Regions from separate parts of the Homo sapiens genome. Here region 1 is linked to region 2. Evidence: read pairs that join two places in POLR2A ChIA-PET (ENCODE). Cell type or tissue: A673. All regions are shown on one strand. Links, peaks and the distances in the headings refer to the core of each region. The heading gives the core; the rest is flanking DNA. Region 1 holds the start of DES (desmin). Region 2 overlaps OBSL1 (obscurin like cytoskeletal adaptor 1).

Region 1 (4,377 bases), core at 140-4,139, 140 kb before region 2:
ACAATGAAAAAGTTCTGCAGATGGATGGTGGGGATAGTTGTACAACAATGTGAATGTACTTGACGCCACTGAACTGTATACTTAAAAAATGGCTCAAATGGTGAATTTTATTTTATGTATATTTTATCACAATGTAAAAGTGACTCAGCTGTCAATGTACTAAAATGGAACCATCTCTAAGCTGTATGTCATTGAAAAAAGATTGATTCAGAAGTGGGGGCTCCACATAAGAAAATGTGGTTGTGTGTACATGAAGTATCTCTGAAAGGAACCGATAACAACCAAAACCTGGTTGTCTCTGAAGCAGTGTTTGGGGTGGCTGGGTGTCAAAGTGGGAAGGAGACTTACTTTTCATTTTATGCCTTTTTGCACATCTTGAATTTTGTACCATATACACTACCCATCCAAATAAATTGTCGGTATTTTTAGTGTGTCCCATCCTGAGTGGTCCTCTCGGGAGGCTGAACTCTCCCTCCAGCGGTGCTGCCCAGCTCACAGCATGTTTTGGAGTGCTCCTCTTTCACCTGCCTTCCAAGCCTCGGGGTGTTGATTTGCAGCCCTCCATGGTAGCAAATCCTCAGGGGTGGAACTGAATTTTGAAAACAGTCCCAAGTGGTTCGGGGCCAAGTCTGGTGGTTGTTGATTTTGACTAGAGAATAGATGGCATGATTTATTTGTCTTCTGCCTCTTTTCACCAAGGAACTGAGGACTTGGGCTGGTCCAAAGGCCAATTTCCTTATGTGGTCTGGAGATCATTCACAGAGAAGAGCTCCAGAAATGTTGTCCCAGTAGCATCATAGAAATAGGTGTAGAGTCCCCTTCAGGAAGATTAATCTGGTTCTTTGGGCTGTAAGTGATCAAAGCAATACCAAGTGCCTTAAATTAAAAAAAAAAAAAAAAAAAAAAACGGAAAGTTTGTTGGCCCAAGGCCAGGAAGGACAGTGTGGGAGCTCAACTCACAAAGTTGAGGGAAGCACTGCAGGAACCAAGGGGCTGGCCTGCTCCTCCTCTCCAGCCTCCTCTGCTTCTTACATATTGACCTCTCTTTCTTCCTACTCCCCCAGGGGGCAGGAAACATGGCTTCCACAGGTTCCAGTTGAAGAATCCCAGTTCCGTCTATAAATTCCAGGGAAGGTCTCTGATTGGCCCTGCTCATTCCCAGGCCCATTCCTTGACCCAGTCACTGAAGTCAGGGAGATGCAGTAATAAGACTGGCTGGAATCAGGGTCTTTAGGGGTGGAGGGATGGGGAGGAGGCACAGCATGTCATCAAAATAAGGAAATTGCAAAAGAAAGCTTGCAGGCTACTTTGAATGACAATGAGAAAGACGGTGCTGCCTGAGTGTGTTAAGGATCCACATGGTCTCCAAAATCCTCCAGGAGCATACAGTCTAGTCTGGGAGATGAGACACAAAAATAACCAGAACACAACAGCTTGCACTGACTCGAGGGCTGGATAAGAATATCTGGAACTCCCCCATCTATTTCAGAAGCTTGTCTCTTGGATGAAAATTAGACACTTAATGGGAAAGGGCTTTGAAAAGAGTGCAGTAACAAAGCCCCCTTTACAATTTACCCGGCACATTCACACCCATCCTGAGGCCAAAGCCACAGGCTGTGAGGTCTCACTGTCTCAGCTTCCTGAGCTATAAAATGGGAATGATGCTAGTGTCTACCTCCTAGGGTTGGAGAATTGGGGGTCATGGGTGTGAAGTGCTCAGCAGCTTGGCCCACACTAGGTGGTCAGTACATGTAAGGTATTATTGTTGCTACATACATTAGTAGGGCCTGGGCCTCTTTAAACCTTTATAGGGTAGCATGGCAAGGCTAACCATCCTCACTTTATATCTGACAAGCTGGGGCTCAGAGAGGACGTGCCTGAGCTGGGGCTCAGACAAGGACACACCTACTAGTAACCCCTCCAGCTGGTGATGGCAGGTCTAGGGTAGGACCAGTGACTGGCTCCTAATCGAGCACTCTATTTTCAGGGTTTGCATTCCAAAAGGGTCAGGTCCAAGAGGGACCTGGAGTGCCAAGTGGAGGTGTAGAGGCACGGCCAGTACCCATGGAGAATGGTGGATGTCCTTAGGGGTTAGCAAGTGCCGTGTGCTAAGGAGGGGGCTTTGGAGGTTGGGCAGGCCCTCTGTGGGGCTCCATTTTTGTGGGGGTGGGGGCTGGAGCATTATAGGGGGTGGGAAGTGATTGGGGCTGTCACCCTAGCCTTCCTTATCTGACGCCCACCCATGCCTCCTCAGGTACCCCCTGCCCCCCACAGCTCCTCTCCTGTGCCTTGTTTCCCAGCCATGCGTTCTCCTCTATAAATACCCGCTCTGGTATTTGGGGTTGGCAGCTGTTGCTGCCAGGGAGATGGTTGGGTTGACATGCGGCTCCTGACAAAACACAAACCCCTGGTGTGTGTGGGCGTGGGTGGTGTGAGTAGGGGGATGAATCAGGGAGGGGGCGGGGGACCCAGGGGGCAGGAGCCACACAAAGTCTGTGCGGGGGTGGGAGCGCACATAGCAATTGGAAACTGAAAGCTTATCAGACCCTTTCTGGAAATCAGCCCACTGTTTATAAACTTGAGGCCCCACCCTCGACAGTACCGGGGAGGAAGAGGGCCTGCACTAGTCCAGAGGGAAACTGAGGCTCAGGGCTAGCTCGCCCATAGACATACATGGCAGGCAGGCTTTGGCCAGGATCCCTCCGCCTGCCAGGCGTCTCCCTGCCCTCCCTTCCTGCCTAGAGACCCCCACCCTCAAGCCTGGCTGGTCTTTGCCTGAGACCCAAACCTCTTCGACTTCAAGAGAATATTTAGGAACAAGGTGGTTTAGGGCCTTTCCTGGGAACAGGCCTTGACCCTTTAAGAAATGACCCAAAGTCTCTCCTTGACCAAAAAGGGGACCCTCAAACTAAAGGGAAGCCTCTCTTCTGCTGTCTCCCCTGACCCCACTCCCCCCCACCCCAGGACGAGGAGATAACCAGGGCTGAAAGAGGCCCGCCTGGGGGCTGCAGACATGCTTGCTGCCTGCCCTGGCGAAGGATTGGCAGGCTTGCCCGTCACAGGACCCCCGCTGGCTGACTCAGGGGCGCAGGCCTCTTGCGGGGGAGCTGGCCTCCCCGCCCCCACGGCCACGGGCCGCCCTTTCCTGGCAGGACAGCGGGATCTTGCAGCTGTCAGGGGAGGGGAGGCGGGGGCTGATGTCAGGAGGGATACAAATAGTGCCGACGGCTGGGGGCCCTGTCTCCCCTCGCCGCATCCACTCTCCGGCCGGCCGCCTGCCCGCCGCCTCCTCCGTGCGCCCGCCAGCCTCGCCCGCGCCGTCACCATGAGCCAGGCCTACTCGTCCAGCCAGCGCGTGTCCTCCTACCGCCGCACCTTCGGCGGGGCCCCGGGCTTCCCACTCGGCTCCCCGCTGAGTTCGCCCGTGTTCCCGCGGGCGGGTTTCGGCTCTAAGGGCTCCTCCAGCTCGGTGACGTCCCGCGTGTACCAGGTGTCGCGCACGTCGGGCGGGGCCGGGGGCCTGGGGTCGCTGCGGGCCAGCCGGCTGGGGACCACCCGCACGCCCTCCTCCTACGGCGCAGGCGAGCTGCTGGACTTCTCACTGGCCGACGCGGTGAACCAGGAGTTTCTGACCACGCGCACCAACGAGAAGGTGGAGCTGCAGGAGCTCAATGACCGCTTCGCCAACTACATCGAGAAGGTGCGCTTCCTGGAGCAGCAGAACGCGGCGCTCGCCGCCGAAGTGAACCGGCTCAAGGGCCGCGAGCCGACGCGAGTGGCCGAGCTCTACGAGGAGGAGCTGCGGGAGCTGCGGCGCCAGGTGGAGGTGCTCACTAACCAGCGCGCGCGCGTCGACGTCGAGCGCGACAACCTGCTCGACGACCTGCAGCGGCTCAAGGCCAAGTGAGGGCCCGGCACCCCAGACTCCTCTTTCTGCGGGCAGGGCACAGGAGGCTAGGCCTGGGGTCTGGGGTCCCGCTGTCAGCACCTGCCTTCTCCCGGGGCCCGGGACCCTCTCCTGCCCCATGTGGAGAAAGGGTCCTCCACCTGTGTGTTTCAAGGGGCCGTGACCTCCAGGTCTCTCCCCCTGCGATCCCATCTTGCACAGGAGTTTTCTTGGGGACATAGATCAGGGGGTGGATATGGGAGAATTTAGGGGACCCGGTGCCCTGTGGACAGCCCCGTTAAAAAGCATTTTAAGATGCTGGGGCGATATTTATGGGGTCAGGTAGTTGATGGGCAGAGGAAGGGCTGCAGGAGGCCCAGAGGGCAGTGTAGCCAGAGGGAGAAGGGAGGCTGATAGGAGACAGGGAAAGCAGGGCAAGGGCCCAGAGTCCAAGCAACAGCTCTCAGCTCAGCTGTGATGAGGCCCTGGGG
Region 2 (4,377 bases), core at 206-4,205:
GCTGGCACTTTCATGGGCCAGGTACAAGCACTACAGCCCTCGGTCCCCAGTGTCGCTCACTGCACAGGGGCTCCAGGCAAGGTCTGCCCCCCCACATCACTCAGAGAGGCAAGGAAATGAGCTGTAGCACTTTTATTGTTCCTTGTCTCTCTACCCCTGCCCAGGGTAAGGGCAAACGCCTTCCAAGCTGTCCAAGGGCACCCGCCTGGCCTGGTTAGGTTCTCCTAGTTGCCTGCAGAGGAATGACTCCACATGGGGCTGGGGAGAGAAGGGGGTACCACCTTCCTCTCCCCTGGCAGAGCCTGGACACCAGTACACAAAGAGCTGGGCCCCCAGGTTCTGCCCTACCCTTTCTGGGCCTTGGTTAGGGCTGTCTTGGCGGCAGGAAGGTGGGGGTCAGCTAGGGGTGGGGCACAGCGCGGCACCTGAAGGGAATGCTGGGATTTGGGATAGAAGGTGGGATGTCTCTTATGGGGAAGAGGAAAGAAAGAGGCTTCTGCCAAGGCTGACATGGAACTTGCTGAGATGGGCAGAGGCAAGCTGGGCAGAGGGCAGGAAGGAGGAGGGACAGGCTGGAGGAAGGCAGTGTTGGTGAAGTGGGGAGGAAAGGAACTGGTAGAAACAGGGCTGTTCAAGAGAGACAAACATGGTCCAGTGGCAGGAGAGAGGAGAAGCCTGGCAAGAAGGGGCGTAGAAAGGTGGGAACAGCTGACCAGGAGCAGCTGATCTGAGCCAAGCAGTTCCAGGGCTTTCCAGCCCTGGGTGTGCTCTACCCCTCCCCTCCCCCATCCCCACCTCCTACGTATCCCAGGACCCGTTGCCACCCCAAGTTCTGGAAAGCCTCCCATAGGTGTGGCTTAACCCATCAGCTCCCAGGCGCCCTCACCCTCCTGCCGCTGCCCAGTTGGCTTTACTCACCCTCTACCAGCAGCCGTGTGTGGGTGCTGTCCTGGCCGGCCTGGCAGCAGTAAGTGCCTTGGTCCTCAGGTCGAACGTCATGGATGACCAGGCTGTGGGTGGGGCCGTGGCTGCGCATCTCATACTTATCTCCCGGGCACAGCTCGGCCCCCTCCCGCAGCCAGCACACGTGGCCCCCCGAGCGGGACACAGTCACCTCCAGCACCGCCCGGCGGCCCACCAGAACGGTCTTCTCGCGAGGGGGGTGGCGGCACATCTGGAGAGGCAATGCTGGGGGTAGGGGGCGGGGGCTTAAGTTAATAGGGACACGCATGGCCCCCAGGAGGAGAGATGCATCTTCCCTCCCTGAAGTCTCCACTCCTGGCCTTAGCCCTCTATGCCACCAGTCCGTTCCCTTGCACCTCAGACCCAAAGTCTCCTCTTGCCGGGGAAACGCGCTGCCCTCTGTGACCCGGCCCAGGAGAGCCCCTCGGGGGGAAGGGAAGAGAGAGGCAGCGTTCTTGGGGCCAGCCCCAAGTCCGTCAGTCCCATGGCAGGAGAGACAGGATGTACACTCTCTGTCGCTCCCACCCCAGGTGCTTACCCTCCACTTCCAGTAGAGCCAGGGACTGGGCGGGCCCCGCCTGGAAGCGGACTTCACCGGCGTCCTCGGCGCGCAGCTCGCTAAGCACCAGAATGTGTTTCTTCCCTGGGGGTGAGGGGGTCGCTAGCGAGGCCGGAGCCACCTCTGAGGAGCGTTGGGGACGAAGGTGGGGGCCCAGCAGGCCCCTGGGTCGGTTCGGACGCCGTTAGTGTATGCTAGGGTGGGCGGAACAGGGATGCGGAGCGGGAAGCCTAGAGGTCCGGGACTAGGGGCTGGGGGCGGGGGAAAGAACAGGGACGAGGCTCACAGGGCCGTGGGGCGGGGCCCGTCGGAGCCAGGGGCGGGGCTTGTCCCGGTGGGGCGGGATCTGTTCGAGCCTGGGCGGGGCAGCGAGGGGCCCGAAAGGGTAACCAGGCGGGCAGACCTTCCTGTCGGATGCGGACGCGGGCTCCGGGTCTCAGCGGGCGGCCTCCGAGCTCCCAGCGCCCCGTGGTCTCGACCTCCGACACGGTGCACTCGAACGTAGCGCCGTCGCCTTCGCGGGCGCTCACCGACCGCAGCTCGGAGAGTACCGCCACAGTACGCTCTGGGGCGGAGCCCGGGGCGTGAGCGGGGCGGGGCAGAGGGCAGTTACCGGTCACGCCCCCTCCACGCCCCCTTTCTAGAAGCACGCGCGGTCATCAGGGTCCGGGGAAGACAGCTCCGCAAGTCTCGCGCCCAAAGCAGTGCCCAGCCTCCACATCACCCCGTACCCACCGCGCACGGTCAGGCGGACCGGTCCGGCGCGGGCCGTCCCCACCGCGCAGCTGTAGGTCCCGGCGTCCGAGGGGCCGCAGCGTCGCAGCTGGAGAAGGCGGCGCGTGCCGAGGGCCTGGAGCCGGAGCCGCGGGCTAGGCGTAAGCGCGTTCCCGTCCTAGGGGCGGGAGTTGCAGAGGGTCGGGGCGAGCCCGGCTGGGCACAGGCGACCCCGGCCCTGGCAGGCGGCGCACCCTTTGTTGATGCCAAGCGGTCTCGAGGCGCGTTTATGCGTGTCTCGTGTTCCCAGGCTGGGGTCGGACTGTCCCCAAGCCTTTGGGGTCGTGCCAGGAGCCTCTTTGAAAAAGCGTCACCCTTTGGGGACCTTAGGGCCGCCAAGGCACTCGGGAAGCCCAGAGCCAGGTATCGATCACAGGGGACATGGGCACGGATTCTGGAGTTAGGCAAACCTGGATTCGAATATGGGCTCTACCTGTTGTCTGCCCTTGGGTAGGTAATTTTTCCCACTGAGCATCAGTTTCCTGATAGGTATTACAGTGACAAGACCTACCTCCTAGAGTTGTCCTTGGAGTAAGGGATTAAATATAATGCAAATCTTAGCACAGTGCCAGGCACATCCGCTCAAGGAATATTAGCTGTTTCTGTCTGGGGCATTATTATCGTTGGTGTTACACTGAAGTGGGCTTGGCTGGGGCTGGGATCTGACCTTCTCCCAGGTAACATCAGCCAAAGCTTGGGAAAGCTCGCACTCGAACGTAGCTGTGTCGCCCTCGGTCACCTCTAGGTCGTGTGGCCCCCGCACGATGGTCACTGGGACCTCTGGGGGTGGGAGAGGGAGGACAGTGCAGAGGGAGCAGGATGGGGACCCATCTTGCAGGGACAAGGAGGACATACACTTGGGCACAACAGGCAGTAGAGGACACTAGCGAGTGGGGTTCGAGCTGGGACAAGTGGTCCAAGAAGGATCTGTCAGTGGTGGGGGTGGGGGGGATGTAGGTGGGCAGGGCCACAGGGCCAATGGGTTAGGAGTGGCCAACTGGGAGTCACACTTTAAGGTGGTCAGTGGGGGAGAAGCTGGGGGCCAGAGGGCAATGGGGAAACAAGCAGAGATGCCAGTGGAGTGGTCAGTGGGAACATCCTGGGACTGGAAGTAAAAATGGGGGACACTCAAGCAGACTTGCTAGTGATGTCGCCCGTAGGCAGTCAGTGGATTCAAGGGACTGGAGTGGTCACGGGGCCCACACTTAGGCGGGCAGAGGGAGCCACGGCAGACAGTGTAGCCAGTAGGGTCACAGTTAGAGTGGTCAGTGGGGTGGTGTGCAGGCGGGCAGACAGCAGTGACCACAATGGCAAAGGCATGCTCTTGGTAGCAGAGTCAGTGGTTGGCTGAGCCTTGGGCAGTCAGGGGCCACACCCAGGCAGAGGACTCTGGGGCCACACAGGGCCTATGAGTCAGGGGGATCACACTCTGGCAGGGATGTCAATGAGGGCCACACTGAGACAGGCATGGTCAGTGGGGGTCACACGAGTTGGGGGTCAGTATTCATGCCTGGGGTAAGTAGGGCCACACAGGTCAGCAGGCAGGCTGTGGTCCTGGAGGCCACACCTCTCACAATGAGTCTGGCTGCGCAGCGCAGGGAATCCGCTGTGAAGGAGACACAGCCTGAGTCGGCCAGGCCCAGGCCATTGAGTACCAGTCGGTGACGGTGGCCGTCCGAGTGGATGTGACACTTGGGTCCTGGATACAGCTGTACTCCACCCCGGGCCCACTCCCCGGTCACACCTTCCTGGGACAGCTCCAGCTGGAAGGTGGCACTGCCCCCCTCACTGATGGTCACGTCCTCCAGAGGCCGCAGCACCCTCAGCTGCCTCGCTGGCCGGGGGAGATGGAGAGAGGGAGGATGAGGCCTCCAGCTCTGGGCAGGGGTTGCAGTCAATCCTCATCCCTTGGCCCTGCCTACACCCCTGAACACCCAACCTAAGGTCCTGACCAAAAAAGTTCGGAACCAGGGTGCAGGAAGAAAGGAGCACGGTGGACAGATTTGGCGGGGGGAGGGCTGTATCAGGGTTAGGAGATGAGGGCACAGGAAGGGGGAGAAGTGTGGTTAGGGGGTCGTGGA

The links. ChIA-PET counts read pairs that join two places held together with the same protein. Peaks named below come from ENCODE experiments on the same cell type or tissue, not always from the same donor. Only the 100,000 strongest peaks of a DNase experiment are listed, where the experiment ranks them.
Region 1: POLR2A ChIA-PET joins it to region 2 with 5 read pairs; 3 of 35 experiments call an interaction of 5 or more read pairs at or near these places.

The regions. Positions count from the first base shown.
Region 1 is chr2:219,415,138-219,419,514 of GRCh38, forward strand. It overlaps DES (desmin), which reads left to right and starts at 3,240. Exons shown (of 9, transcript NM_001927.4): 1 at 3,240-3,903. The coding sequence starts at 3,326. RefSeq lists cis regulatory regions at 2,259-3,315, 2,332-2,338, enhancers at 2,259-2,534, 2,259-2,377, 2,378-2,534, a silencer at 2,535-3,010 and a promoter at 3,011-3,315. In A673, for the core only: no CTCF peak of the experiment used is centred there; no DNase peak of the experiment used is centred there.
Region 2 is chr2:219,550,611-219,554,987 of GRCh38, forward strand. OBSL1 (obscurin like cytoskeletal adaptor 1) reads right to left here. Exons shown (of 21, transcript NM_015311.3): 15 at 3,864-4,130; 16 at 2,964-3,076; 17 at 2,258-2,414; 18 at 1,926-2,087; 19 at 1,502-1,606; 20 at 919-1,188; 21 at 118-232. The coding sequence ends at 225. Among named protein-coding and RNA genes, the nearest start is that of MIR3132, 3.7 kb to the left of the region's middle. RefSeq lists silencers at 1,766-1,925, 2,146-2,235 and enhancers at 2,024-2,524, 2,525-3,025. In A673, for the core only: no CTCF peak of the experiment used is centred there; DNase peaks (open chromatin) are centred at 1,831 and 2,111; H3K4me3 peaks cover 1,465 bases; H3K27ac peaks cover 318 bases.